Linked DNA regions of Homo sapiens: region 1 is linked to region 2. Evidence: chromatin loops called from intact Hi-C (ENCODE). Cell type or tissue: ascending aorta. All regions are shown on one strand. Links, peaks and the distances in the headings refer to the core of each region. The heading gives the core; the rest is flanking DNA.

What was found. Peaks named below come from ENCODE experiments on the same cell type or tissue, not always from the same donor. Only the 100,000 strongest peaks of a DNase experiment are listed, where the experiment ranks them.
Region 1: a loop joins it to region 2, with 2.0 times the contacts of the local background. A loop is called at or near these places in 2 of 110 quality-filtered maps.

Annotation. Positions count from the first base shown.
Region 1 is chr2:182,865,588-182,868,501 of GRCh38, reverse strand. It overlaps FRZB (frizzled related protein), which reads left to right and starts at 1,865. Exons shown (of 6, transcript NM_001463.4): 1 at 1,865-2,427. The coding sequence starts at 1,950. RefSeq lists an enhancer at 1,734-2,702. In ascending aorta, for the core only: a CTCF peak has its summit at 1,294 (motif pointing right); DNase peaks (open chromatin) are centred at 1,281, 1,821 and 2,301; H3K4me3 peaks cover 1,991 bases; H3K27ac peaks cover 2,126 bases.
Region 2 is chr2:182,951,273-182,954,186 of GRCh38, reverse strand. It overlaps NCKAP1 (NCK associated protein 1), which reads left to right. Exons shown (of 31, transcript NM_013436.5): 21 at 856-1,074; 22 at 1,264-1,394; 23 at 1,685-1,782. Among named protein-coding and RNA genes, the nearest start is that of NCKAP1, 86 kb to the left of the region's middle. In ascending aorta, for the core only: no CTCF peak of the experiment used is centred there; no DNase peak of the experiment used is centred there; H3K27ac peaks cover 1,068 bases.

The DNA.
Region 1 (2,914 bases), core at 266-2,765, 86 kb after region 2:
AAAATTCCATAACTCAAGTTAGCATTGACATTTTATAAGTGCTGTCAAGTCACTCTAGGGAATGAAAATGAGCATCTCACTATGTGCTCTGAAGTGGGGACATATTTCTCTGCTTGTTATGGACGGTGAGAGATGGCTAAATTGAAGCAGAGAAATATTTCAGTGATGCAGAGCAAAGGTGACTTCCTGTTTTGTTTCAGGTTTTGTTTCCTTCTCCTCTCAATGAAGGCTGTGTTTTCTGACATTCGGCAATCCTTTTGCTCAGTGATTTCCCATTGAGAGGGCATAGTGTGAAGGCCTCTGCAGGTCATTCCATTTACAATATAAGCTGAAAGGGTAGAGTGGGGCGGGGGTGGGGGGAAGAGGGAGCTCATTAGTGGAAGAAGCAGACCAGGAGGGGATCTGTTTTCCATTTTCTCCTCCAGATTGAACTCATCTGGATGGAAAGGTTTTGATTGTTGTTATAATCATCATTATTACCTGCGTGATGTCGTTTTCCTACACTTTTTTTTTAAGTGTCGGGCAGAATTGTTGCTGAGAATAACAAATAATATCTGCCATGTTATCCGTGAGCAAAATCAGAAAAAAAAAGTCCAAGTGTATTAGAGCTGTTAGTTTCCACGTTAACCCTTAAGGAGCAAAGCTCAAGAGTTCTAATTCCACTAGGTGGGGGGGGCGGGAATAGAAGGAAAAAACCCCTTTTCCTTGCTTCTGGTGGCCTATTTGTAGTCATGAACAGCATTTCTTTGTTTCTCTCTCTCTTTTTTTTTTTTTTTAAAGGCAATCCTCCCCCCACCTCCTCCCCCGCAGTTATTGAAAATGGAGACCTCTGTAGTCACTAGCTCTGGGTTGATATGGCTCCACCGTTGCTCGCAGGGGTCTGTGTTTTCCGCTACTTGGACAAAGTGACATTGCTTAAGCCTTTCCCCCCACCAGGTCTGACTTTCTGCAGAGCCAGTGATTGCAGAGGAAAAGCTGTAGTTTGCTTAAAGGAAATACCTCCAGGAAGGAGGGTCTCGGGTGGGTTCCCAAGTGGGGAACTAGGGGGACTTTTCCGTAGGGAATTGGGGTGGGCTCTTCAGTGAGGGGCTAGGGGCTCGTTTCTGGGGCCAAAGACGGGTTCCCTAGTGTGAGGGCGCGCTCGACTCGGCGCTGTCTTGGGGTCTCGCACTCGCACGGCTTCGCACCCCACCGCCTGCGACTCCCAGGCCTTCTCTTCCCCGGGCGCCCACTCCATTCTCGGGAAGAGCAGCCGGCACTGGAGGGCAGAGACTGCCCCAGGGGCGGAGCTCCCTCTCAGGCGGGAGGTAGGAAAGTGCAGAGCCGCCCGGGCAGAGGCACAGACGTCCCTGCGGGGCTCCTCCTGAGCGTCCCTCCTGCCAGCCAGGGTCGCAGCCGCAGCGGCGGCCGCAGCTCTTAGCCCACACAGGACTTGTAAACTCTTACTGCACCCTTCTCTCCCATTAGGAGCTTTTCCTCCCTCCTTCCCCCCAACCCCTCTGTCCTCCTCACTTTGGGGAATTTAATGCTTTCTTTAGCATCTTTTTGTGTGCGTGATCTAGGGGAGGAGACACCCCAGAGCTCCAACTAGCTCTCAGCTGAATTCTACTTTTGTTTTTATGTCTTCCTCGCCTCCTCTCGTGTCCCTCTTATCTGACTGATCTGCGAAGTCTGATGCTTCTGCCAGAGGGAGAGGAATAAATAGATGTTGCTGCTTCCGAAGGCTTAGACGTTGGGAAAGAGCAGCCTGGGCGGCAGGGGCGGTGGCTGGAGCTCGGTAAAGCTCGTGGGACCCCATTGGGGGAATTTGATCCAAGGAAGCGGTGATTGCCGGGGGAGGAGAAGCTCCCAGATCCTTGTGTCCACTTGCAGCGGGGGAGGCGGAGACGGCGGAGCGGGCCTTTTGGCGTCCACTGCGCGGCTGCACCCTGCCCCATCCTGCCGGGATCATGGTCTGCGGCAGCCCGGGAGGGATGCTGCTGCTGCGGGCCGGGCTGCTTGCCCTGGCTGCTCTCTGCCTGCTCCGGGTGCCCGGGGCTCGGGCTGCAGCCTGTGAGCCCGTCCGCATCCCCCTGTGCAAGTCCCTGCCCTGGAACATGACTAAGATGCCCAACCACCTGCACCACAGCACTCAGGCCAACGCCATCCTGGCCATCGAGCAGTTCGAAGGTCTGCTGGGCACCCACTGCAGCCCCGATCTGCTCTTCTTCCTCTGTGCCATGTACGCGCCCATCTGCACCATTGACTTCCAGCACGAGCCCATCAAGCCCTGTAAGTCTGTGTGCGAGCGGGCCCGGCAGGGCTGTGAGCCCATACTCATCAAGTACCGCCACTCGTGGCCGGAGAACCTGGCCTGCGAGGAGCTGCCAGTGTACGACAGGGGCGTGTGCATCTCTCCCGAGGCCATCGTTACTGCGGACGGAGCTGGTGAGTTTTGACACGGCCCACCCTTCCCTTACCCTACAGCCTCCTCAATTCTTGGAGTCCTTGTTACTAGCCTTTACTCTCTAATTTTTTTCTCTTCGGATCACTTAATCTCTCCCATAACTGCTCCTCTATCAAAGACCCTTCTTCTTCTTTCTTCTTTTTTCAAAAACAAAAACAAAAAAACCCTCACCTTATCACCTTCCAAACTGATGCACTCTGGCACTGTGTTCCAATAGGCGATCTTTCTAAAACAATCCATGCATTCCAAACCCATCACACTTCTACTCCACAGGAATCCTTCACTTCAACTCCTTACATGTGCAAGTAGCCACATTTTGTAAAGTGATGCTCTTTTTCTTTTAAAATGTGTTTATAATCATTGGGTTTTCTTTGCTGATTCTCAGGCAATCTCAGTCATCAGGTTTCTGTATCTTTAGTGTCTTAGATGCTTGTTAAGATTGTGTGGAGGAAACAGAAAACTGAAGCC
Region 2 (2,914 bases), core at 328-2,827:
GAGGCAGCACTAAGTCAGGCAGATCTGCGGTCAAATCCTAGTCATAACCACTTCCCAACAAAACCTTATCAATTTATGTGAGTCCTGAGCTTTATTTTTTTCCTCTGGGAGATATAGTGATAAGTACATTGTAGGTGTTTATTAAATGTGAGGATTGTAGGTAATTTATATAAAGCCTCAAAAACTACTGGCACCTAACAGTGTCAAATAAATTCAAGCTGTAGACTAAATAGTTCACTGTCCTTGCTACAAACAACTTACCATGTTAAAGCAATTTGTAAAACCCTCTTTATACTTAAATCACTTTTGTTACTGGTATACTTAGAATGTTTTTAATCATTTTATTCACATTTCGTTGTAGTTTTTAAGTTTTCTTTTTTCTTTTTTTTTTAAGACAGTCTCACTCTGTTGCCCAGGCTGGAGTGCAGTGGTGCAATCTCAGCTCACTGCAACCTCTGCCTGCTGGGTTCAAGCGATTCTCCTGTCTCAACCTCCCAAGTAGCCAGGATTACAGGCATGTGCCAGGCCCAGCTAATTTTTGTATTTTTAGTGGAGACAAGGATTCACCATGTTGGCCAGGATGGTCTCGAACTCCTGACTTCAAGTCATCTGCCCGCCTCGTCCTCCCAAAATGCTGGGATTACAATAGGCGTGAACCACCATGCCCGGCCTTCATTCTTTTTTTACGCTGTTTCCTGGGAAGATAATGACAGTAATTTTACAGCTTTGTAATAAATTATTTTTAAAGTTAATTTTATTGCTTGTTTAATATTAGATAACAGTAGGTTGAGTGGTTTATTTTACATGAATGGAAAAGTCAGAGGCTTTTCTTATTCTTCTATCCCTTCTTCCCAGGTCAATTGTTGGGATGACTATGTATAATCAAGCCACACAGGAAATTGCAAAACCTTCAGAACTTCTAACAAGTGTAAGAGCATACATGACCGTACTCCAGTCAATAGAAAACTATGTGCAGATTGATATTACAAGAGTATTTAATAATGTGCTTCTTCAACAAACACAACATTTAGACAGTCATGGAGAGCCAACCATTACAAGTCTATACACAAATTGGTAAGGAATGCATTTAGAAATTTGTAGTAGCGGAAAATTTGTAATGAAGTACTTAGGAAAATTAATTTTTTTGTGAATAAGTACTTATTCATATTATCAGTCAACTTAAAATTATATGCAGGAATGTATATCATGATACATTCTGAATTAAGCAGTTTCTTCCGGTTATAAGTTTACGTTTCTCCTTAGGTATTTGGAAACTTTGTTACGACAAGTCAGCAATGGCCATATAGCATATTTTCCTGCAATGAAAGCGTTTGTGAACTTACCTACAGAAAATGAATTAACATTCAATGCAGAGGAATATTCTGACATATCAGGTGAATAGTACTATACCACAGTTTAGAGAATGAAGAACACTTAATTCTTTTGCTAGTGTCTTGATTCTTTAGACTTTTGATTCTGTTGTGACTATTTCATTCAATTATATGCGTAACTGCATATTGTATCTTAGAATTACTTTTGCATTTTGTATTCTCTCTTTCACTCTAGAGACTTTTATCAGGATTTTACATTAGTTTTTATAATGAGATGTTGTATTGTGTTAATGTTCATTTTCTTAAAGTATTTGCTCTGTCGGAAGTATAAAATTAAGTATGTTTTCTTTCAGAAATGAGGTCATTATCAGAACTACTAGGCCCATATGGTATGAAGTTTCTAAGTGAAAGCCTTATGTGGCATATTTCATCACAAGTTGCTGAACTTAAGGTAATATAGTCTTTATTAATTTTAGCTTTTAAACATTAATTCCTGAAAAACATTTCAGGGATATGAGCAACAAGCCTACAATGTTAATTATTTTAATCCAACATGAAAGTACTAATATGAAAATGAAAATTAAATAGCTAGCAAGGCCTTTTTATGGCATCTTAGTTTAGTTTTCTCTATTTTGTAGGTGAGAAAATGGAAAGCGAAAATAGGTGAATTGACTTGGTAAAGGGGACAGAACCTCAGAGTCTTTGGCTTGTGGTCAGGCCTTCATAGTATTGAATCATGATGTTTTCTTTGAAATACCAGCTTCAAAATTCCAGCCAAAGTTAACAATTTGTTCACACTTGCGGTTTGAATGTATTTGCTTTCCATAGATTATAATACAAAAATTACTGGGCTTATTGCTTTTTCTTAGGTAATCTTTTAAATTATCTTATGCCCTCTAAGTTGAATGAAAAATGCCTTCAGAATGCTTAATGTTTCAGTAAAGATGTAAAGGAACTGAAGCAACAACATTTTAAATACCTTTTTATTAGCCTTTTAGAAATATCCTACAGCTACGGTGATTTATATTAAACGAATCTGTATATATAATAACTATGTAGTTTTTGAAAGAATTTGAACTTGGGCCACCAAAACTTTTGAACTTACAAGCAGAATAGAGAAATCATGTTTTAAAATAAACATTTTCTTCGTAAAAGCTTTTTGGTGGTTACTTGAGTCTTGATATTTTAGTTTTTGTTTGTTTGTTTTTTTTTTTTTTTTGAGATGGAGTCTCACTGTGTTGCCCAGGCTGCAGTACAGTGGCACAATCTCAACTCACTGCAACTTCCACCTCCGAAGTAGCTGGGACTACAGGCACGCACCACCAAGCCTGGCTTATTTTTGTATTTTTAGTAGAGACGGTGTTTCACCGTGTTGGCCAGGCTGGTCTCGAACTCCTGACCTCAAGAGATCCACCCACCTCGGCCTCCCAAAGTGCTGGGATTACAGGCATGAGCCACCGTGCCTGGCCAATTTTTAGTTTCTTAAGAAAATGATAGACGGTAGTGGTAAGTAGCTTACAGTTCAGATGTAGCACATAGAGTTCTAAATGTGGTTAATCTGATTTACTGAAAATTGAGCAAAT